Regions from separate parts of the Mus musculus genome. Here all the other regions are linked to region 3. Evidence: chromatin loops called from intact Hi-C (ENCODE). Cell type or tissue: gastrocnemius. All regions are shown on one strand. Region 1 overlaps Slain2 (SLAIN motif family, member 2). Region 2 overlaps Fryl (FRY like transcription coactivator). Region 3 has its middle 23 kb from the start of Tec.

The links. A loop is a pair of places that touch in the nucleus more often than their neighbours do. Peaks named below come from ENCODE experiments on the same cell type or tissue, not always from the same donor. Only the 100,000 strongest peaks of a DNase experiment are listed, where the experiment ranks them.
Region 1: a loop joins it to region 3, with 9 times the contacts of the local background. A loop is called at or near these places in 13 of 42 quality-filtered maps.
Region 2: it touches region 3 in a loop (4-fold over the local background); 10 of 42 quality-filtered maps call a loop at or near these places.

What each region holds. Positions count from the first base shown.
Region 1 is chr5:72,956,715-72,964,714 of GRCm38, forward strand. Slain2 (SLAIN motif family, member 2) reads left to right here. Exons shown (of 8, transcript NM_001113423.2): 5 at 579-938; 6 at 1,435-1,572. Among named protein-coding and RNA genes, the nearest start is that of Slc10a4, 46 kb to the right of the region's middle. In gastrocnemius, a CTCF peak has its summit at 3,593 (motif pointing left); no DNase peak of the experiment used is centred here.
Region 2 is chr5:73,067,198-73,075,197 of GRCm38, forward strand. Fryl (FRY like transcription coactivator) reads right to left here. Exons shown (of 63, transcript NM_028194.2): 39 at 7,432-7,582; 40 at 6,645-6,748; 41 at 5,539-5,724; 42 at 3,908-4,112; 43 at 2,686-2,807; 44 at 1,527-1,717; 45 at 77-171. Among named protein-coding and RNA genes, the nearest start is that of Slc10a4, 64 kb to the left of the region's middle. In gastrocnemius, a CTCF peak has its summit at 4,371 (motif pointing left); DNase peaks (open chromatin) are centred at 4,337 and 6,547.
Region 3 is chr5:72,887,331-72,895,330 of GRCm38, forward strand. No RefSeq gene overlaps it. Among named protein-coding and RNA genes, the nearest start is that of Tec, 23 kb to the left of the region's middle. In gastrocnemius, CTCF peaks have their summits at 4,344 (motif pointing right) and 6,882 (motif pointing left); a DNase peak (open chromatin) is centred at 4,345; H3K27ac peaks cover 491 bases.

The DNA of each region.
Region 1 (8,000 bases), 69 kb after region 3:
TGTGTTTGCTCTGTCACTGAACTCCTTTTCCAGGGATTTATGGTTTTAAAAGATACCCCGGAGCTCGCCCCTTCGATGGCAGTTTCTGTGCCTGAAGGCTTGAATCTGGCTGTACGATCCCTTTAGAGGATACCAGTAGCAAGCAGGATTTGCTGACAACATACCTAGATTCCTTCCCTCGTTATAGCTGTAACGGTTTGTATGCTAACTGCTGCACTCTGTTCAGTGTCTACATGGCTCTCCCTCAGTGCTCCTTCAGTCCGAGTTTGGGATTTTGTGTTTAAAGTAGAACTCCGTTTTGTTTTGTTTTGTTTTGTTTTGAATTTATGGCTGTACTTTGTTACTTAGACCCCCAGAGTAAGAAGTCTTAACAGTTAAGCAAACAATTTTCATTCAATGAAAAATAACTTTGGGATGTAATTTATGCAACTTTATATAGAAGAATTTTAGAAGTAGAAAGGAATTTTTCTTTATACCCTAAATTGAATTTCTCAATAATAATCATTTACTTCATTTTTAAATATTTAAATGTTTGAATATATAGTCAAAGAAATAAGTAATGCATTTGTTGTTGCTAGGTCTCCGGCAAGAATATGCAGCCAGCACCTCTCGCCGCAGCTCTGGTTCATCTTGCAATTCTACGAGGCGGGGCACTTTTAGTGATCAGGAGCTGGACGCCCAGAGCTTGGATGATGAAGATGACAGTCTGCAGCATGCAGTACACCCTGCCCTTAATAGGTTTTCTCCATCCCCACGGAATTCACCACGACCATCTCCTAAGCAGTCGCCTCGAAATTCACCTCGTTCACGGTCTCCTGCCCGGGGAATAGAATACAGTAGAGCGTCCCCACAGCCTATGATTAGCCGCTTGCAGCAGCCTCGCCTTTCCCTCCAAGGCCATCCCACAGATTTACAGACGAGCAATGTTAAAAATGAAGGTAAAACAGCAGAGCTTGGGAAAGAGGTGTCCATATTTTATTGTAAAAAGAATACATTTTCCCCGGATGGTTTTATTTCAAACAGGTAGTTATGGTCACTGTTTCATTAATGTAAACATGAGAAGAAAGTAAATTTAACTTTATGAAACTAGTTATCTCTCAGCTACTGATGTGATTCTCAAGCCCAAATGCGGGGCTAAGTGGACATGGGAATTTTTAAGAGTTTGCGTTATTTTATTCATGGAATGGCCTTTATTTGTTTAGGTTTGATTATGTAACTTACAGTTTCTTTAAGGGTGCTTTATTTCATCCATTTATAACCTCTGGGTTTGCTTTTTTTATATAATTTTCTGTTACTTCTACAGTATACAAAAAGAAATGTTTAAATATAGTATTTTACTTTGAATTATACTTAATATTTAAGTTACCTATCCAAAAGAATGGTTTGATTTTTTTTAAAAATTATTATTATTTATTTAAAATCTCATTGTTATAGAAAAACTTAGACGCAGTCTTCCAAACCTATCCCGAACATCGAGCACACAGGTTGACTCTGTGAAAAGCAGTAGAAGTGACTCCAATTTTCAAGTGCCAAATGGAGGAATACCTCGAATGCAGCCTCAGGCTTCAGCCAGTAAGTACCTTCCTTACACTCTAAAGTGTCATGCAGAAACAGAAAGGGGAAATTATAGAAACTGATTTTGTGGTGATTTAAGCCGTTGCTACAATAGGGCAAGGTAGCTCAGGTGGTCAAGGCACTTGTTGGCAAGCCTGGCCACTTTAGCTAGAAACCTTGAACTCATATGGTAGAAGAAGAAAGTTATATCTAACCTCTATACCTATACCGTGGTATATGTACCACTCCCTCCAGCCCTCCTCCACCCAGTAACTAAATATATATATTTTAAATAAAAAGTAAAGTAAAATTAAAAAGATAATATTGTAAGAAAATTCTAAAATTGCCTCAAAATATTTAATTCTAACCAGTTTGTATAACTGCATGCCACTCTGATTTCTTCCTCCTCTTGCTAAAGGTCATCTTTGTTTTGTTTTCTAGGTTTTTTTTTTGAGATAGGTCTCTCTATGTAGGCCTAGCTTTCCTGGAACTCAAAATGTAGACCAGGGTAGCCTTGAAGTCACAGAGATTCTCCTGCCTTTGTCCCCCTCTTGATGGGAGTAAAGGTCTGTGCCACCACTCCTAGTTAAGATCATCCTTTTTAATACTTAATGCTATGTCATTTAAGGCTATTAAGGAGTGTATGTTGTGCTACCATAGAAATGCTTGTATTTATTTAATATAATTCTTGTCACAAAATAAAAAGTAAAGCATTAACTACACATAAAGACTGAATAAAAGTTTTTGAAGTCTGTTTTTAAAGGGTAGGCTTTGCTTTTACTTAGAGAAGTATGCAGTCACTGTCCAAATAGTATCTTCAGTAAATAGTTTTCCTTAAAACCTCTCCCCTTTTAGACGTTCTAGAGGTAGAGGTACAGCTCAGTGCTAGTATTTAAAGAGTGTGCCTGAGGCCCTCGATTTTTATTCCCAATGCCACAGAAGTAAAACAAAATGAAAGTTTATTTTTACATATTTTAAGCCATGTAATAGCAAAAGTAATTGGTTGTTCAATAGTACAATCTATTAAATCTATAGCAGAACTGAGCTTGTGTGTTTTCTTTGCCAAACAAAAGTGTATTATAAGGATTTGTATAATTTCACTTAATATCCGCATCATGAAGTTTTTAGTTTTTATTTGATTAATCTCTATGTCTGCTGAGAATGTATTTGTATACAGTATAATATTTAATCATAGTTGTCAATTAATCCATGTTTTTAATTTGACTTGTAATACAGATTAAAATTCGAAGTAATAAATTATCAAAACCATTTTTTAAAGAATTAATGACCATTTTTAAAAAATTGTTTGGGGAATTAATTACTGAGTTAAATCTGAACTAAAGATAGAATATATGAAGTTCAGTCCTGACATAGTAGTACATGCCTTTATCCCTATCATTCAAGAGGCAGACTAGGAAGATCTCTGTGAGTTCAAATCCAGCCTGGTCTGTATAGTGAGAGCTGACTAAATTTTTATTTTTGATGACTGGATGAATATCAACCCAAGAATATGACAGGCCTTCACAAACGAAATTTTTTCAGTATTTATAATAAATGTTTGCCTTTATTTTTGACAAGAAGCATTGTGACAGGGCATTTCTACTCTAGCATGACATAGATTCCTTGAAAGATTGTTCAGTATTTTGCATTAAAAATGATGACATTTAGGGGAATAAATAGCACTGGAACATAAACTTAAATCCCAAGCAGCTTTTTCACGGAGCATTACCTAAAGTAGTAATGAGCCGACAGAAGTAATACTATGTCACAGAAAACTATGTAAGTCCTTAACAGAATGAATGTTCCAGCAGATAACACACACTCAAGAGTAGGAAGGATAATCTAATGAAACGAAAGGGGTCAATAAGGGTTACAGAGACACATGCAGCATAACAGAAGACCAAAGTCGGGCTGGAGAGATGGCTCAGCAGTTAAGAGCACTGACTGCTCTTCCAGAGGTCAATTCCCAGCAACTATATAGTGGCTCACAACGATCTGTAATGGGATCTAGTGACCTCTTCTGGTGTCACTACAGCAACACCAGAAGACAGCTACAATTTATATACATAAACTAAATAATTCTTTAAAAAAAAGACTAAAGCAATGCACAGGGTTAACTTTAAGTCAGATTGACAGAATAGAGCCTAAGTCATAGTGCGAGAATGGCTGCACATTAGCAACACCCACGTGCCGCTTAGCAACTAAGGTAGACATGAGTATATAACCAAACAAATCAAGTGGTCTGGAGAGATGGCTTTCAATTAACATTGAAACATTAATCTGGGTACATTCCCAGCATTCACATGACTATTCACAACCGTCTGTAACTCCATTCCCAGGGTATCCAGTGCCCATTTCTGGCTTCCATGAGCACCAGGTATACATGCGGTGCCTAGATGCAGGCAAAACAGCCATACATTTTTTTAAAAATGTGTTTTTTTAAATGAACTATTGGAATTACTTTTATGTAATATATATATATATATATGTATATATATATATATATATATATATATATATACACACCTGTGATTATACATCTTAATAAGTATCAGGTTAGTGTTCGAACTATGTTGAGACAGCTCCAGAATGTGAAGTCTTTAGAGATTTGTCATATCCATGGTTTATTACCAAGATATAAACATCATACAGAAATTTTTTTTTTCTTCTGAGTTTGAGACTATAATTTAAAGCTCTATAGAAAATTGTTACTCAAGATTTTTATATACCTTATTCTACTGGGCATATACTAAAATATTTTGGCTTTTTTTTAAACATAAACTTAAATTTTATTTTCTACTTACTAAAGAGTTGATAGTGTTTTTTTAAAAGGTGTTATTTGATATTAGAAACAAATTATCATCAAAGTTTTAAAAATGATTTTAAAGATAGAATTTGAACTCTGTTATCCCTGACATAGAGAACGGTAAATTTGATGTTTTTAAACCCACAAGTTAATTTGACACATGAAAATATGTTGTTTTTAGGGGCTTCTCCCTCAGTTACTTTACTGATACAATAACAACCTACAGTGTTAGTGTCCCTGCAGCCCAGTTGTAAGGAGTTGTAATCCTCACGGACGTTACACCATGCTTTTATAGCTTCTCCACACAGAGGTGGAACAACATTTGCACTTGGCCTTCTAGGATGGTGTTTGTATTTAGTTTGAATTATTAAGATCTGGATTTTTCAAAACTCTACATGATAAATCTGCAAACAACCTCCTGTGTAATAAAACTAGTTCTGCCTCGGTCTCCTTCCTTCATCCCATTACTTGGACGATTTTAGCATCCGGAAGCTTTATGGTGATAAAAGAACAAACAGATTGATGACTTAGGACTAGAATAATACATAACAAATGTCAACAGAAAATGTATATTAAACTCTTTGATAATTATCTGCTTTCTCTAGCAGTAAAATTGTCATTATACAGTTATATTATTATTGGCAGTTATGAAAAATGAGTAGGGAAAACATAATAGTTTTCCAGTTACTAATTTACTATGTGGAAAATAAATGTGCAGTTTCACAAAGTTGCATTTCTACATTTGATAAAAATTGTATTGGGATAGCATTGAAAATGTAAACGAGGAAAATACCTAATTAAAAAAAAATTGTATAGGCAGAAGAGTTGGACTATCATCCTTTGTAAAATTGGATATATACTCGTTCTTTCTTACATTCGCAGCTACAGTAACACTTACTTATAATTTAAAATGTCCACATGAGCACTGTACAAATGTATTTGGAAAATAGAGAAAAACCAGAGTATTAACAAGCTTAAAACTTAATTTTTTTGTGTGTGTGGGTTTTTTTTTTTGAGACAGGGTTTCTCAGTCACTCAGTCACTCAGGCCTCGAACTCATAAAATCGCCTGCCTCTACCTCCCAAGTGCTGGAATTAAAGGCGTATGTCACCACTGCCCGGCTTAAAACTTAATTTTAAGTATACTATGTAAAAATTTAGATTTTTTATTATACATTAATACATCAGAGTTATCTGTTTTCTTGAAGTTTTACATATTTTGATAGATAAAATATATATGTAATTGTGCTTTATGTATATAATTATATAGTACAAAGGTTTTGTAGTTTTTTACTTTGATATATGCTGTCAAAGTAGATGTAAAAGTGTATATAAAGATATAATAGCAATTTTAATATATTTTATATAGTGAATTGGTATGTTGCTTTAAATTTTTGGTTTCTAGTCTAATGTTCATTTTGTCTTAAGTAATTCTTTCTTCAGCTGTGAATGGTAAAGCTTTGGTCTCATCTGCTGGTCTGCATGAAGCTAACTTTGCCAGGCTGCTGGTTTCTACCCACTGGGCCACTTCTTTGCCTTGTTCTATGCCAGTCACTTTGTATATGCTTATTTGCTATGGCTGCATTATTGTGGATGCTGGCATTCAAATATGAGGATTATGACAGTGCTGATATATTTTCAACTTTTATATTTGTAAAATATGAGTAACTTAAAAAGTTTAAGAAAACCAGAGCATTTAAGAAACCAGAACAATTTTTTTTTCTCGTTAAAGGGAGAGGAGTTGATCAGAGGTAGAATTTTATAAAAGACAATGACTTGCTTTCTAACCTTATTAGAGAAGATTTAAGTTTAGTTTCAGAAAAATATAGGAATCACTGACTGATAAGTGAGAAAAGGAATAGGTGAAAATCTCAAGACTTTCTAGTGCTTTTTTATATCCAAAGTTTCATTACTGTTTTATAATGCCTGGAGTAGTTTTACATATATTATAGTATTGGAGCTTCACAAATACACATTTATTTTTGTAGAGAGCAGATATCCATGTAATCAAGTACATTATGCAGGCTCATATATCTAGTGTGTGACACAACTAAAACCAAACCGCTCCCTCTCATGCATAGGCCTCTTGGAAGACACTCCTGGGTGGCTCTATTAGGGCATGATCTGAGACTGAACCATAGACAATTTGCCCAACCCAGGAATAGTTTTACCCAGCATACAGACGGACTGTGACCCAGAGAGGAGGCATGAGGAACAACACCGTGCTCTGCTCTGCTCCACTCCCCAACAGAAGGATCCACGGCAGTGGACACCTGTGTAGCCAGTCTTCTGAGGTTCACAAGGAAGGGATTTCCTCTACTACCAAAGCACTGATGGTTATTCTCCAGTTTTGCATTATTTTAAAACATTAATTAAACCATATTATATGCAATAATTATATCATTGGCTGATCTAAGACTAGTAAAATATTTCAGGACGCTCAGTTTAATAAGTGATATTGGATCATTTACCTTAATCAAAAGGACTTACTTGGGACCTTTACCACTCAGCATTGACTACACCTTAGGGTGAAGGCCCATATTCTCATTGTTCTAAGTGTCTCAATTTAATTTTTAGACATATGCAAGTTTAAGAACCACTTATTTTGGCTACAGTTTTATAAAACCTTGACTGAAAAAAGTATAATTTATTTAACAAAATAAATAGTATACATTTAAATCTACATTTTTGTACACTTGGCAGTCACTTGTGTATATACCATAGTCCTAGCACACTGGGGATTTATATGTGAGAATGACTATACCACAGCCAAGGATTATATGTGAGATAGCCTCTACCATAGCCAGAGATGCTATGGAAGCAGAGGAGAGACAGCACACTCAGTATGGAGGCCTTGTGTCTTGAGTTCAACGACACTGGGACCCTCGTGATGAAAAGAGAGAAATGACTCCTGCAAGTTGACCTTGGACATATACACCATGGCATGCCTTATGTGCTTGTGCACATACTAAATCAGAATAATACTGAAAAAATAATGGCTTATAGTTTGCCAGCATATATGGTCATTTGCTTTTCTCTTATCATTATATCTGAGAGTACTTCTGTTCTTTAAATACTGGGCATTGCCAGTCTCAGTGTTGTTTACTGTTGCTTCTTCATCTATTTGGAATGCCTTCTCCAGAGCCCCACATGGCTCCTTCCCGCTCTTCATTTGATCTGTGAGCAGATGTCATCTTCAGGGAATGTTTATGGATTACCCTGTGTATAATGCAACTCCAGTCTCCTCTGCCTCCTTTCCTACTTACTTCCTTGCCTAGCAGCCATCACTATCTGGAAGCCTATGCATTTTGATTATATTTTCATTCTCTCCTTTCCTAAGTATTTCATTAGAATAAGAAAAATTCCTAGTGGACTTCTGAGTCTATTTTACCGATAGTACCTGGGAAGAATGGATGGATGGATGGGTGGGTGGATGGATGGATGGAAATACGAATAACAGAGAACATTTGTACAAATAGATAGCCAAGTAGCATTTAATGATAGTATCCTATAATTTTGTGGTTATAGGTATAAAGTAACAGATTTTTTTCCCCTAAGTCTGGAGAAATTTTTGCTTGTTTGCCTGACCATGTTTGAACATGAGCATCAAACACTATGTTGATATAGTAAGGTTTGGAATG
Region 2 (8,000 bases), 180 kb after region 3:
CAGTCACGTTTAGATGCTGGGGGTGGGGCTGGGAGGTGAGCCCAGCATTCAGGGTTGCCTGGTTGTAAGTTCTTACTGAGAGAGGGCAGACAGCAGGTCATAGTGCTTCATGGTTTCAGCCAAGGTATCAATTGCAGATTCCAAGGTGAGAAGCAGTTCAATCACAAATCCCTAGGGGCAAAGGACAGCCTGTCATTAATTACGTTCTGGGTTTTTTGTTGTTGTTGTAGTTGTCATTTTTTTTTTAAATGGCAATGGACTTCCAGGGGAGATTTAAAAATAGACTCAACCTCACATTTGTGTTACACAATAATTAACCTTCTAAGCAACATGACTTTGCTGATTGGTGAGCGCTCCTCAGGCTAATGGCGTGGGCTGATTTTAATGGCATCGTAATTGCCACAAATTGCTCAGGCCACAAGTCTTTGGCACTATCGTTGTTACTATCTCTATATGCATACTGAATCCTGTCATCAAGTCTTGAAATTATCCTTTTAAAATATACCCTAACCCTAACTTCTCTCCCCACACCTCCTGTAGTCAGTCTCTTTGAGTGGAACGTACAACTTCAGCCTGGACTCTTTCAACAGCCTCCTGTTAGACCTCTCCAACTCTACCTGGCCCCTCAACTCCTGCAAAGGAGGCCACCTAGACAGCTCCGAGAGGCCACCCCTCCTCCAAAATAATAAAGCCAATCATATCACATATACTTTCTTTTCTCTTCTCAAAACCTTGGAGAGGCTTCCACTAAGTGAGATGTCGAGTCTATACGGGCTTCTGCCTTCTGAACTGGTTATGTCTGGCCCCTGCCTCTCAGTGTTTGCTAGTTTTTCAAAGACTTATTGTTCGTGCCACAGGGCCTTTGTGCTTCTGACTCCTGGTTTTCTCTCTGAGATGTTCTCAACCTAGATATTCACAGGACCTGGCTCCCTTCAGCCTCTCCTTAGAGATCATCACTTAGGTAATTGTGTGTGGGTTGGATCTCCCTTCTCCATGGCTCTTAAAATCAATACCTTGGTACTTCATGGCATTTACTATTAAGTAAGACTGTGTGGGCTGTTGCTGGTAGATTAAACCCTTCTTTCTACAATTTCCAGAAAGCCAAGACCTTGTCTGGTTTGTCACTGAAGATCCAATGTCAAAAATCAAACAACCCACTGGGCCAGCTGAACAAACAAAAGAGTTCTCCAGTGTCATACCTTACTTATCTTTAAAAATGAAACTCTGTCTCTCTTCCCATTGAAATGTAACATTCTAACACTCCTACCTCTGTGACAATGGAGTGAGATCTAGGTAGGGTGCAGATGTATGTGTTGAAAAAGCTTTTTCTAATAGGCGTAAATTAGGATCTAAATAGGTTCTTAAAGAGTCCGCAGGAGGCTTCACTCTGCTTCCTACTGCTAGGCCTGCTGCTGACTGACATCAGTAATTAACTAGCTGTTGTGTGGATCTGGCTGCAGAGGGTGAATCCTTCACTCCTAGGAGCAGCTGATAACTGCCCAAAAGGAGGGAGTAAAGCACCTTACCTGTGCATCCTCTCCGGGGTCCCCTACAGTCTCCACCAGCCGGGAGAGGACATCGGAGAGTGTGTCTGCAGACAGGGGCTGCTTCAGTGCCCTGAAAATCTGGAAGGATCGCCCAGCATAGTGTCGGGAAGAACACGAAAGGGCCGTCTGCAGGGCCACCTCGCTGAGATGACGCTCCAAGTGTATTCCTTCTGAGAAGACACGGGAGACCATGGGTGCCTGTGTACAACTCGGAGACTTGTAGCCAGACGCTAATCATGTTACCACCAGTGCCCTGCAGAGCACAGTTTAATTATGTACAGTGATTGCACTGTGTTTGCACTGGGGAGAGATCTTTGTTCTGATCTCCAGGGAAGGGATCCTGGGGACCAGGATGTCTTAGGTCTCACCCTCGGACATGCTGACAGTTGGGAACAGGTAGTTTACTGTAAAGAGGGATGTCCTTCCTAGGTAGTGAATAGTATTTAGTAACACCCTAGTTACTTTGCCAACTATACAATGAGGACAAAAATGACTCTAGGCACTGCCAAAGGTAAGGAGGAGCAGAACCTATTCCTAGCAGGCAAGTGCCATGTCTGCATAGAATGCTGCTTTTCCCAAGACTGTCAGAATGTGGTAAATTTTAAATTGCAGAAAACTTGACTTACATACAAAGGATTTTAAAATGTATAATTGCTGTATATTTCCCTTTGAGGCAGCGATTCTCAATCTGTGAGTTATGACCACTTTGGGGGTCACATATTAGATATCTTGCATACCAGGTATTTATGAGTCACAATAGTAGCAAAGCAACAGTTATGAAGTAGCAATAGAAATAATTTTATGGTTGAGGTCACTAAACATGAGGAACTGAATTAAAGGGTTGCAGTATCAGAAAGTCTGAAAACCACTGCTTTAATGTCATTTTTCATAACTCTAAATTGTATTATACAATTTTACAGTCAGCCATGTGACTATGCCATGGGTAGAAATCTTATTTTTAACTACTAGTTTTTCTTTACCAATACATCTGTTACCATTCACATACTAAACAAGAAAATCTTTCTTAAAATGTGTACATAGGAGAATATTAGTTTCCAATCTTCTAGCTGGGCCTCACAGCCATACAGACATTGTATGGAGATCAAATGTGGCGTGGTGTATTCATCAAAGACGGTACCTGCATTTGACTGCTTGAAGACGGAAACCACGTGCTTCAGGAACGTGGCGAGCTGATCAGCACTCTTGATGCTAGGGTTCTTGGAAGAAACGTCCTCATGGTTCCAAAGGGGCCCTCGTTTTCTGAAAACAGGGGACAGCGACATTCATTTGTCTAGAGTTGGCATAAGCTCTTGCCCTTAGCTGCCCCTACTTCGCCTTGACACGTGGGAGATGGCTGAACTCATCAGATCACGGGCTACAACCTACTCCTATTATTTAAGCACATGGACAAGGATGGGCCCACAGCAAATGTTGGGAGACAGGACTGGAGCTCAGAGATGGCCAAAGAAGGTGACAGACTAGCCCGATGAGAGGACTGCTTATAGAAAAGGGAAATTTAAAATTTAGGATTCCTGTGTAGTTTCCTTCAGTGTCATTTTTCCTAGTCCCTAATTACATTTCATAATTTCGTGACTTGATCTCCCACAAAAACTAACCTCCCAATTTCTGGGTAGATATCAGAGGGACATACGCACAGGCAAAACCCATATAAAATGGTTATTTATTGTTTTATGTGTGTTGCACAGGCATGTGTATATATGCAAGACATGCCATCCCTGTGGCCCTTTGAGGTTGGAAGAGGAAGTCAGATCCCCAGGGACTGGAGTTAGCAGAGGGCTGTGAGCAAACCCTGTATCCTCGGCCACTGCGGAGCCAACTCTCCAGCCAACACTTTTATTTTTTTTTAAATATAATTTATAACCATGGGCCTGGTTTTCAAGGCTCTGCAGTGTGAATTTTTGCAGGTTCTCTAGCACTGTGTAGAAATCACTTTTCTGGGCATTACCCATCAGGACTTTGAGAAAACGGTGAGTTTGGCAGTGGTAAAGAAGTTTTGGCTCTCACCATAGGGCATCTATTTATCTATTATGGAATGCAGCAGGCCCTAAAAAAGTATTTGCTGGTTGACTGACTAGACTATTATGACTCCATATAACAGTGTTATCTCTGGCATCTAGTCATATACATACCATATGTATTTTTTTTCAAAAGTCATATATATATATATATACAATATGTATAAGTACAATAAAAACTTGTGTGTTTCAAAGTACAGGGTTTCAGAAAAATCTAAACCTGGCTTGTGCCATTTGACAGAAGCGAAGCTAGCTCGGCCCCAGGGATGCTGGGGATGCCATGGGATGTTGGGGATGCTGGGATGGAGAGAGCCGCCCGGTTACCTTGAGGTAATGAACTCCATGAGGGTTTTGACTTTTCCATCCTGCTCCACTGAGAGGTCCACCTCGCCGAGGAGGGTGGTGTGGAGGTGTGAAATGGCAGCGCTGTTGTTTCCTAAGCTGATACTAGAGGAGGTAGAACTGGAGCTAAGCCCTGAGTCGGTCATAGGGGACGGCTGGTAATCGGGTGTAAAATCGTTAATGCCTGCTGAGAGAGAAAGCCAACCGTGAACACACGCACAACAGGACTATGGGAGTGTGCATAAAACCGGCACTGTGCGTTGCTACTCATAGACAGCATGGGATACAGGAGGGCGTGGGCGGAGGAGCGGCCATGATTCATTCAACGGCGCGGCAGCTACAGCAGGGCTTTAAGGGTAGATGCTGCTGTTTGCAGCTAGTTATTAAAGTTCAGCTGCACTCACTGAGCGGTCCTCTGCTGCCACCTGCCGGAGACCACGGACAGCGGCAAAGTCCTAGCAATTGGGGTGTTTTCACCTTTATTAAAGCGAGCTACATTTCTGTAATGTGAACTAATTTTCAACTTCATAGGAAAAAAAGCTATAGTCTTGGCTCCATTTTACTTTCAAGACTGTGTTTTAGTTTTTATTTAATATTTATATCAAGCCAATTGCTAAACACTGTTAAAGTTTTTTTTTTTTGGTTTTTTGAGACAGGGTTTCTCTGTATTGCCCTGGCTGTCCTGGAACTCACTTTGTAGACCAGGCTGGCCTCGAACTCAGAAATCCGTCTGCCTCTGCCTCCCGAGTGCTGGGATTAAAGGTGTGCGCCACCATGCCCGGCAACACTGTTAAAGTTTAAAGCCTCACAAAATGGCAAAAGGACATTTAGAAAGCATTACGCTCTGGGATGTTGAGTGAAATTGCTTTCATATAAAACCAGGAGGGCTTGTTCTATTTTTGCTTTTAAAATTTTTTTAAGTTACATTTTTTTAGTTTAATTTTGTGTCTGCTGCGGGAGTGGTGGAAGTGCACATGTAGGTAGGTAGATGTGTGAGAGTGTGTGTGTGTGAATGTGAGTATGGTGTGTGAGTGTGTAGGCCAAGGACAATTTGCTGCCATTGGTTTTTTTTTGTTGTTTGTTTGTTTTTTCCTTTTTCTTTACCCCAAGGACCTGGTCCTTAGTCTGCCTTTTAGCCAGTTTAAAAATGTTATCAGTGCTGTGTCTGCCATGTGAGTAGATAAAAAGGCAAAGGTACTTTGATTCCTAAAAAATAAGCCATTATTTTGTAAACTGTTGTAGTAGTCAGAGTGGAATAATAATAATAACAATATAATAATAATTGGTGTGAGTGGACTCTGAGGATCAAGAAAACAGACTTTAACACAGACACAGAACACTATGAAATAATTGTCATCATACAAGTCTCAAATTAAGCACTTTTTGCTTCTTCTTCAACTTATATATTCCCACCCTAAAGTCTGTTTGCTAGGCAGCCTTAGAAGCAGGAGACGTGACGACACGTTGCAACGCATTCTTTGGTTGGTTATGAATGATTCAGACGCTACTTGAAATGATACAACTGCATCTGAAATGTTTACGCAGTTCAACCTCTCCTTGGCTGACTTCTCACTCCCGCAGGGCTCCAACCCGAAGGCGTTCCAAGTCGGTACCTGTGAACGTGTAATCTGAGTGTGCCGTCTGCTTGACTGTCAACACCCTGGGCTCATTGAATTCCTTGTCCCTGAGGAGGACAGAGGCGACAGTCCGGATGTCACTGTTGGGTCCCATCACTATCAGTAAGTGCAGCAGCAGGCGCTTGCAGTGCTCGTACACCTCAGGGTGGCAGTGATCAAACCCTGGAGAGGACAGGACAGAAGCAGCGTCGGCTAGGAGGGCCGTGTGCTTGTCGCAAAACCCATATGACGAAGTGGGCCCACTGGCTGCACACAGCTTCCTGACGTGCAATGGTGCCGCGTGAGTGTGTGACCCCCACGCCCTCTGGAAACTCCAAATCAAATCTGCATGACTGAGATCAGAATGGGGATACTACCTCAGGAATGGTCACAGAACTCTTTCGGGATCAATGAGACACACACACACAAGGGAAACAGTCTGTGTATGTCGAGTACACACCCAGAGAGTGTGCAAGCTGTGATGTGTTCAGCCCAGGCATGGAGATACCATGGATAGGAGAGCTCACAGTATGTAAGAGATGTCATGCCATATTATGTATTACACAGCTTAGTTCTAAATGGGCCGTAAGTTCCCACACACAGCTATAATGGCCACCTGCCCACAGTATACCTAGGGAGAATTGGGCTAACTATTTTTTTTTTTGTTTTTCTTTGTTTTTTATTTTTTGTTTTGTTTTTTTGTCTTTTTGAAACAGGGTCTCACCTCATAACCTGGCTAGCCTGGAACTCACAGAGATCTGCCTGGCTCTCAAGTCAACTTTTACATTTGTTTCATGCCCAATACTTCAAAACCTCTTAGAACAGGGGTCCTCAACCTTCCTAATGCTGCCCCCTTTAATACAGTTCCTCCTGCTGTGGGGACCCCAACCAAAATGTTATTTCATTGCTACTTCTGTAATTTTTCTATGGGTCACAATGTAAATATCTGATATGCAGGATATCTAACATGCAATCCCTACGAAAGGGACATCTGGCCCCACGCCAACCCCCAAAGAGGTTGCAACCTACAGGTTGAGAACCACTGATCTAACCACCTTAAAATGGTCCTGGAGGTACAAAGTGGAGGAATTAGAACTTGTTACCTATAAAAATTGCATGAAGCAGCAGGTGGAGGTAACTTCCCCATTCCACCTTCACGCTGTGGTCAATGATCAGATCTGTCAGCAGGATCACGGCTATGTTACACCTGGGACAGGAAGGACACGGGGTTAGCAGCTTACCAGAGCGGGAATGACCTAGAGGAAACTGTACAAATGCCTCCAAGACTCGAGTATTCTACAGAAACAGAGTTTTCTAGAGGGTAAAAAGAGGGGGAAAATGCAGCCGAAGAGAATAGTTACAGCAATAGCCTTAGCATAAAGCACAGGGCTCGGAGCTCCTTGGAGTCAAGGGCTGCATTTCCTTATTTTGAATCCTCAGACCTACCACACCACAAACAACACTGACCAGTAAGTGTTCAGTATGTGTTTGATGCATTGATACATTCTGAAAGAATGTAGCAATTGTTTTCCGGTGGTTTCACTCACTAGAATTCAGGTTAATCGAATTCTAAAGCAAAACAACAGCAAAACCAGTGCAGATCACAAAGAAGTTACTTTTTTTTTCTTCTTTCTCAGAAGTGGTAACTGGGTCATAGAAAGGTCAAGTAACTATGCCAGACACCCAGAGGAGCAGCAGGAGGATAGGACTCAGTAATGCCCAAAATACAGTTTTGGATCTTTTAACGTCTCTAACGGACAGGTCTAATTTTGGTGCGGTGTCTCAGCGAGAACGACTACACTGTGCGGTGTCAGACAGTGTCTAGGAAGCTGAGGCGGGGATCAGCCACCACGTGGCTAGTTAGAAAATAGGGATGGTGCTCTAGTCCACCTGTGTAGAGGCAATCCAGGAGATGCTGTTTCAGGCACGTAATCCACCAGTGGCGACCAGCAGCCTCCAGCTGGCGGGAAGGGCAGTGGCTCTCCTTGGTTGTGCTCCATCACTTTCAGGCGCCAATTAGAATAAAGTGGCATTGAGTCACCTATCAAGATAAAACCATCTCATTTTCTGCAACGTCTAACGTCTGCCGTCAGCAAGCTCTTGTAAGACACCCCCACTATCCACCGCATCGGGAAGGGTTCCAGACAATTTCCCACCATCTTGATACACATTTTCTAGGGAGACCAAGGCAGAAAGGTTATTAACACGGGGGAAGAAGAGATTGAGAGACTGATTTATTGACTGAGGCTCCATCCTCCAGCAAAACTACAATGATGCATCCTATGTCTCCCCAGTTGAAGGCCAGACCAGGAGACCATCTCATAAATAACACTGCCTTGAGACAAGGATCTCCCGGCAAGCGATTTGGTTCTAAATTTCCGGAGATGGGGCTGACACAAACCCATCTCTGGAAGAAATCTGCTCTACCACACTGGCCTGTGGGGGTGCAGAACAAATGG
Region 3 (8,000 bases):
CTGTGCTATTATTATTATTATTATTATTATTATTATTATTATTATTATTATTAATTTATTTCTTGGTGGGAAGCAGTAATGACCACGTCAGCATTGTTCAAGCATCTGTCAAGGTGGAGTTGGGTGTGAGCTACTTCACGTTGCATACAAAAAGTGGCCACAATCCTCCCAGGAAAGCAATTTCTGAACATCTAGCCAGGCTTGAGGCACCAGGTGTCATAAATTCCCAGCTGGCATTCCCACTACTTGCAGATTGCTGGGAGAAATACCTTGGCAATCTCTACCAACAATGCCAGTCACCACTTACTGTCTTTTTATAGGTGATCCCTATTTCCATCCAAAACATAGTTTAATTATCCGCCCCCCCTCAGCCCTCCTCGCCTTCTCTTTCTCCTTCTCTCTCTGCCCCGCCCCTTATCTCTTTGAGGGTGAAAATGCTGGTAGAAAACAAGACCTCACACATGCTATGTAAACACCACACCCTCCATTCCTACGAACAAATGTGAGTAGCAGCAATAATTAAGCATGAAAACAAAACAAAACAAACCACTCTGCCTTGTTCAGCCGCTGCTCTCTCCAAAGGAATCAAGATGAGTGCTGAAACCTTGATTTGGGGTGAAGTTCTTCCATCTGGCCAGGGAAAACCTTTGCCTAAAATCGTATTTTCTTATCGACAGTCTTGAGTTGTCCACTTACGTGGCATGCAGTTTTTAGGTACCCACCTTTACGCTCGTGGGCGGGCCGTGCTTCCAGCCACCCGCCCAGGGTCTCTTTGGATCCAGGGATGAAAGACACACAGACATTAGAGTAGACACACAGACATTAGAGTGTTCTTAACATGACTTAATGGCTCAATGGCTGAGCACTTCTAAGCCTCCCGCAACTGGCGTGCCCTTCCCTCCAGTACTCTGTCTGAACACCTTCCAAATCTACCTTGACTTTGCTGCCCGATTACCTTCTGTGATGCCCCCTTCCTCTTTGCTGCCCAAGGCGCTACCAGGCAGCCCTCCTATGAGCTGCTTTCCCTTTCTGCCTATATTTTAAATGATCTTCTCTACAGCTCTGAGTCTGTTCTGGCTCTCTTTCCCAAGTATAATGATCTCTCTCTCTCTCTCCCTGCATCTTAGCCTGCGCAACTCTAAGGGTCCCGCCCCACCTCCTTTTTCCCAGCACTGGCCAGTGGCACTTTTATTGGTCAATTAAAAACTAATTGGGGACATGGAGGCCATAACTTTCATTACGTTGCATTCAAATATTTTGTTTATCGAATGCGCATTAAAGTCACCAAATAATATGTGAGAGAAAGTGCTCATAATGCCCAGCAGGGGAAAATGGTAAAATCCATAATAAATAGAAGTCAGACAGATGAAAGAGAAAATAACATCTATAAAAATGGGCCAAGAACATAAACAGGTGTGTTTCGAAGAAAACCTAACCGTAAAACATAGAAACACAAGTTCTGCCTGCTGGTAATTACAAGTGCAAATTACAAAGTGAAGCAATAAAGATTCAAAGCTTGACTTTCCTCCGACTGGAAAGGCTTTCAGTACTGGCCTAGGAGAGGATGCGATTTTCTGTTGAGTGTCAGGTACAGCCATTAGGAAGAAAGCCAGCCACACCTTGTAAAGCTAAGGGTGTCCTTGTGCCAATGAAACTTTCCCACATAGATATAAGGAAGGACAGCCGGGGAGTGTTTACTACATCAGAACAATGAAGAAGGAACAATACAAAAGCACTCTAGACAACAGAGACAGCTCAGGGGCTTGCTGCCAATTCTGATGGAAGACCTAAATTCAATCCCTAGGACCCATAAGGAGAAAATCAGTCCCTGAAGCTTGTCCCCTGCCTTTCACAAGTGTGCTTTGGCACATACCCACACACCTAACACCCATACTTACAAGTTAATTCTGTCCCTAGGATAACTTTCTGATGTAAGGGTAAACTCCAGTTAAAATCAAAGAACGCTTGTTTCCAGGATTGTCTTGGTTGGGTGCCCACCCTCCCATCCCTCAGTGCCCAATGACAGTATGATTTGAAAGGACTTCCCAAGATTCCTCTACTCTTACACAGGTCAGTAAGGTGTTGTTGCTGTTGTTGTTGTTGTTGTTGTTGTTGCTGTTGTTGAACTTGCACACAGGCTTTGTCTTGGACAACGTGCTTTTGGGGGCTGTGGATTTAAACTATCTGTTCAAATCCTGCAACACAAAGCACAGAGCGCCTGGGGTCCAGGTTAGGATGCAAACACATACGATAAATCTGATGAACGTCTTTACATCATTATAGACATGAGTGGCTCAGTCGATTGTTACACTAGTGAGAGGGGACTTAGCTGTGCTACAGTGCTTGTATGGCACCTGTGAGGCCCTGGGTTCCATGCCCAGCACCCTGGTAAACTGCAATACTTCTATAATTTTAATGTTTTCTTTAATAACCTAATTTTTAAAATTATCAAATATCCCAAATCTACAGAAAATATCCTAAGCATTGGCCTATCATCTCAAAATTCCTCTGTGTGTGTGTGCGTGTCTCTGTCTCTGTCTGTCTGTGTCTGTCTGTCTGTCTCTGTCTGTCTCTGTCTGTCTCTGTCTCTCTCTCTGTCTCTGTCTTTCTCTCTCTCTCTGTCTCTCTGTCTCTCTCTGTCTCTCGCTCTGTCTCTGTCTCTTTCTGTCTCTGTCTCTCTGTCTCTCTGTCTCTCTCTCTCTCTCTCTCTCTCTCTCTCTCTCTCTCTCTCTCTCTGTGTGTGTGTGTGTGTTCCACTCTGTAGCCCCAGCTGGATTGGAACTCACAGAGCTCTGTCTGCCTCCCAACTCCCAAGTGCTAGGATTAAAAGCATGCACCACCACACCTCGCTTTACCATGTCAATTTTTAATTCTTTTTTATTATTTCATGTATATGAATGTTTTGCCTGCGTGCCACATGTGTGCCATGCTTACAGAGGGCAGGTGAAAGCACTGGATTAGAACTGGAGTAAACCGGGGTGGCACACGCCTTTAATCCCAGCACTTGAGAGGCAGAGGCAGGCAGATTTCTGAGTTCGAGGCCAGCCTGGTCCTACAAAGTGAGTTCCAGGACAGCCAGGGCTACACAGAGAAACCCTGTCTCGAAAAACCAAAAAACAAACAAACAAACAAACAAAAACAAAAGAAGAAGAAGAAGAAGAAGAAGAAGAAGAAGAAGAAGAAGAAGAAGAAGAAGAAGAAGAAGAAGAAGAAGAAGAAGAAGAAGAAGAACTGGAGTAACATAGCTGTGAGCCACCACGTGGGTGCTGGGAATTGAACCGGGGTTCTCTAGAAGAACAGCAAGTGATCCTAACCACTGGACTACCCCTTTAGTCTCACCATCTCTATTTAAATAGTGCCTATCTTTCTGGAATAAGCACTCTGACACAGAGGGGAGAGGAAGAGATGTCATGGGTAGACTGAAGTCAGGATCGTTCCTGAAAGCCCTCAGGATCGGGTCCTATTTGTAGTTTCATTTTCTACTCTAAAACAGTGGTTCTCAACCTGTAGGTTGTGACCCCTTTAGGGACAACTGTTTCACAGAGGTCACTATCAGATATTTACATTACAATTCATGGCACTCGTAAAATCACAGTGATGAATTAGCGACGATAATGATTGTATGGCTGGGGGTCAGCACAGCATGAAGAACTGTATTAAAGGGTCTCAGCATTGTGAAGCTTGAGAAACACTGGTCTAAACCCACAGTGTGGAGTGAACAGTGTAGATCTTACAGAAGCCTATGTGGCAGTCAGCAGTCAGCAGGTTGTTAAAGGATATGGCCCATTGTTTCGGCTCCCGGGCTTTCTGTTCCAGGTAGCAAGGGTACCTAGAACAGAAGCAAGTCACGCTTGGTAACTAGGCAGTACAGCAGTGCTTTCTATAACTCACTAAATAAATCAATGTCCAATACGTGGTCTTTTCTACGTTATTTACATATTTTTTGCCATCTTTGCTTCAGAAGGTTTTCCTCTAAATAAATAAAATATTGAGAGGGATAGAGAGATGGTGGTTAAGAACACTTGTTGCAGCTGAGCCCGGCTGGTGCCTTAACCCCAGCACTCGGAAGACAGAGGCAGGAGGCTCACTGAGTTCAAATGCTGGGATTAAAGACAGATGCTGTGCACCACCCAGCCTTGCAAAGTATTCTTGCATTAAAAAACAAATCAAACAAACGAAAACTAAATCCTCTCAGGAAAAAAAAAAACTTTTCAGTAATCATTAAGACACTTGGTAAATTTGACTTTATCAAGCTAGCTGAAGATAGATCACCCTGGGGATTTTGACGCCCTGGCTGGTAGGAGCCCAAATGGGCCCCCGCAGTTTGAATTCCATAGTAAAGTCTCCTTCTTGCCACTAGGTGGCGCTTCCTGGCTTTCGGCGAGGTTACTGCATTGTCTCTCTGTTACCTCGAGGTATTGACTTTTTACTTTGAAGGGTGTGGACACTAGCTGCCGGAATGTCACCGGGATTGTGATCCGGATCCTGGTGGTAACTGAGATTGCACCTCACGTCTCGCGTCTTGCATCTCACACCTCAAATACTTACTGTCTCTCCTAGCCAATTTACTCACTCATACTGTGTCAGTGGTGTTTTTCTAAGAGTTATATTTTTTGCTGAAAGGACCCAGATATAGCTGTCTCTTGTGAGACTGTGCTGGGGCCTAGCAAACACAGAAGTGGATGCTCACAGTCAGCTATTGGATGGATCACAGGGCCCCCAATGGAGGAGCTAGAGAAAGTATCCAAGGAGCTAAAGAGATCTGCAACCCTATAGGTGCAACAACATTATGAACTAACCAGTACCCCGGAGCTCTTGACTCTAGCTGCATATGTATCAAAAGATGGCCTAGTCAGCCATCACTGGAAAGAGAGGCCCATTGGTTGTGCAAACTTTATATGCCCCAGTACAGGGGAACGCCAGGGCCAAGAAGTGGGAGTGGGTGGGTGGGGGAGCATGTGGGGGACTTTTGGGATAGCATTGGAAATGTAAATGAAATAAATACCTAATTTTTTAAAAGGATATGGTACTTTCTAAAAAAAAATAATGGGAGGGGGGGAGAAAATTATACAACACGAGCCTAAAGGTATTATATCCTCTTCATCTAGGACTCGGATTCACTGCTTAATGGTGCTTTAACATTCTGTCTGTCTTTCTATCTGCCCATCCATCAATCATCTATATTCCCTCCATCCCTCACTCAATTTTCTTTTCTCAGAACAAAATCAGGAGGCACGCAGCATCAACTTGTCTCTTTAATGAGCAACTATTTTGTTTCTCTGTTGCTAAGTGAATAATGTTTCCGGCTCCTAGTTAAAACAAACAAACAAACAAACAAACAAACCCAAACCCAGTATGTTGATGGGATAACAGGTTGGGACCATACAAGCATCCTTTCTCTAGTGAAACTTTGACCAACTGTTTCCTCAACTGTTAGCAGCTGCTGCCTCCTGACTCTGTTGTTTCTTTTACCTTCCCTACTTGGCAGGCTATTATAATATGGACACTCACTTACACATTCATTCACTTCTGCATGCCAATATATGGCATATTTCATTTTACTCTTTGGCTTAGAATCCACAACTAATATTTATTTTTGGTGCTAATGTTGTCCCAAATTTGGCAAGTGGGATCCTCTTTAACATGTCCTGTAGACCTGAGACCTTCCCTATTCTCAGTTGCAAAATGATCTTTATCTTATCTTGGGTCTCCCTCGGCAACCTGGAATTGGAAACTTCTCCAGTGAGCTCCAGGTCCTTTCAGTCAATTACTTTAGACACCAAACTGGTGTGAGGCGTGCTCACTGTTACCAAGATGCCACTCTTACCAGGCATTCTTGCCAAACAGACCCCCACGCCCATCCATACTGTACCTATACATAGCCAACATCTGTAACTCATACCTATACATAGCCAACATCTGTAACTCATACCTATACATAGCCAACATCTGTAACTCATAAACCATGATATCACGGCAAGTCTGTAAAGACAACCTTGGCTTCTCTCTTCATCTGTACGCCCTTCTGCAACACTGAGTAGCTTGCCTTCCACCATCTTTTTTATGTTTATTTCTACATAGATTTGTTTTCCCCAACCAGTATCTAGGTCAAATGACACACACACCCTTTTTTTTTTCCCATGAGCCACCTTCTTGGCAGAAGCCACCAAGCCACAGATTAAGTTTACTGTCTCAGTCCCAGACCTGCTTAACCTGCCAGCCCCAATTCTGTATGTCCCCGATCCCAGGTGATCTCTTGACATTTGGCTTCCTCCCCTTTCCTTCCTGAACACATAGAACATTTCTTAACTCTTTCTATGGCACCATGTGAAGGGAATTTGAAAAGAAGTCTTGCTGATCACTGATGCAGTTGGCAGGTTTTAATACAGTATCCGCCCCTCCCCCCATCCCTTTCATGTGGTCTGACTGATGATAACCAATTCTTAAGAATCTGATTATCCATAGCCATCCTCAGACCGTGCTTGGTGTCTTTTTGTTAATTACAAAAAGACAGTTCCTGGAGGGCCCAGAAACTGGATTTAAAGTCTGAAGCCTTCGTTCTGGCATCACAGGGTTAATGCTGTACTTTGTCAAGGGAACTGGCCCAGAAGTCCAAACGAACTGTGTAGGTTAGCCGATCTTGCACTATCAAGATCACCTTATCACCTTAAAGTTGATCTAAGAAGTGGAGATAGATACAGTGGGAGAGACCCTTCCCTCACATCCTGAAAAAAATTTTTTATGAATTTGTTAAAAATTGGAGAAATGACTCAGCTGTCAAGTGCACTTGCACTCTTCAGAGGACCTGCAAAATCGTTGTCACTCCAGTTCCCCGAAATCTGGCGCCCTCTTCTGGCCTCCTCTGGCACTGCACGCACGTGGTATACAGACATCCATGGGGGCAAAATACCCATACATAAAATCTTCACTAAAATAAGCAGAAATCACCCCAATCATAGCTCTTTGGTATAATTTCTTCCTACTTATTCTATGCTTTTGTTTGTTTGTTTGCTTGCTTGCTTTTGAGAGAAAGATGCTTGCTATGTAACCTAGGCCGACCCCACATTCTTGATCCTCTTGGCTTAGCTAATCCCAGTGTGCTTACAAACATATCCCATCATAGCCAGGCTTCAGCACTAGTTTCTTCTGTACTTTCATAAAATTTGTCTTTATGATAGTATATACCTTTAATGTTTTGCTTCTTCTTAGCAATAATAGAAGCGTTCTTTCGTTCAATTATTTTAGAACATTAGAGAAAGCATAGGTGTGTCCCAATTTAATAAGGTATGGAATATTTTTTACATGGAGGTTTTTTCCTGTTGTTTAATACTGTGGGTTTTGCTGAAGCAAGCACATATTTTATACATATACATATTGTGATTGTTTGTATATTCTTGGGCCAGCAAGTGGCACTATTAGGAGGTATGGCCTTGTTGGAGTAGGTGTGTCACTGTGGGTGTGGGCTTTAATACCCTAGTCCTAGCTGCCTGGAAGTGAGTCTTCTCTTAGAGGCCTGCAGATGAAGATGTAGAACTCTCAGCTCCTCCTGCACCATGCCTGCCTGGATGTTGCCATGCTCCTGCCTTGGTGATACTGGACTAAATTTATGAACCTGTAAGCCAGCCCCAATTAAATGTTGTCTTTATAAGAGTTACCTTGGAGCTGGGCATGGTGGTGCACGCCTTTAATCCCAGCACTCGGGAGGCAGAGGCAGGCAGATTTCAGAGTTCGAGGCCAGCCTGGTCTACAAAGTGAGTTCCAGGACAGCCAGTCTCGAAAAAACAAACAAACAAACAAACAAAGAGTTACCTTGGCCATGGTGTCTGTTCACAGCAATAAAACCCTGAGACACATATTTTTCCACATCAAGAAATACTTGGATCTCAGATAGGGTGCCATTACGTCTGTGAGGACTGCAGAACTCTTGGAGCAAAGTGCTCTGGGAAGAGCTTGCTATCATTCACACTTGCCTCAGTCTTTCTTGTATTAACATCGCTGCA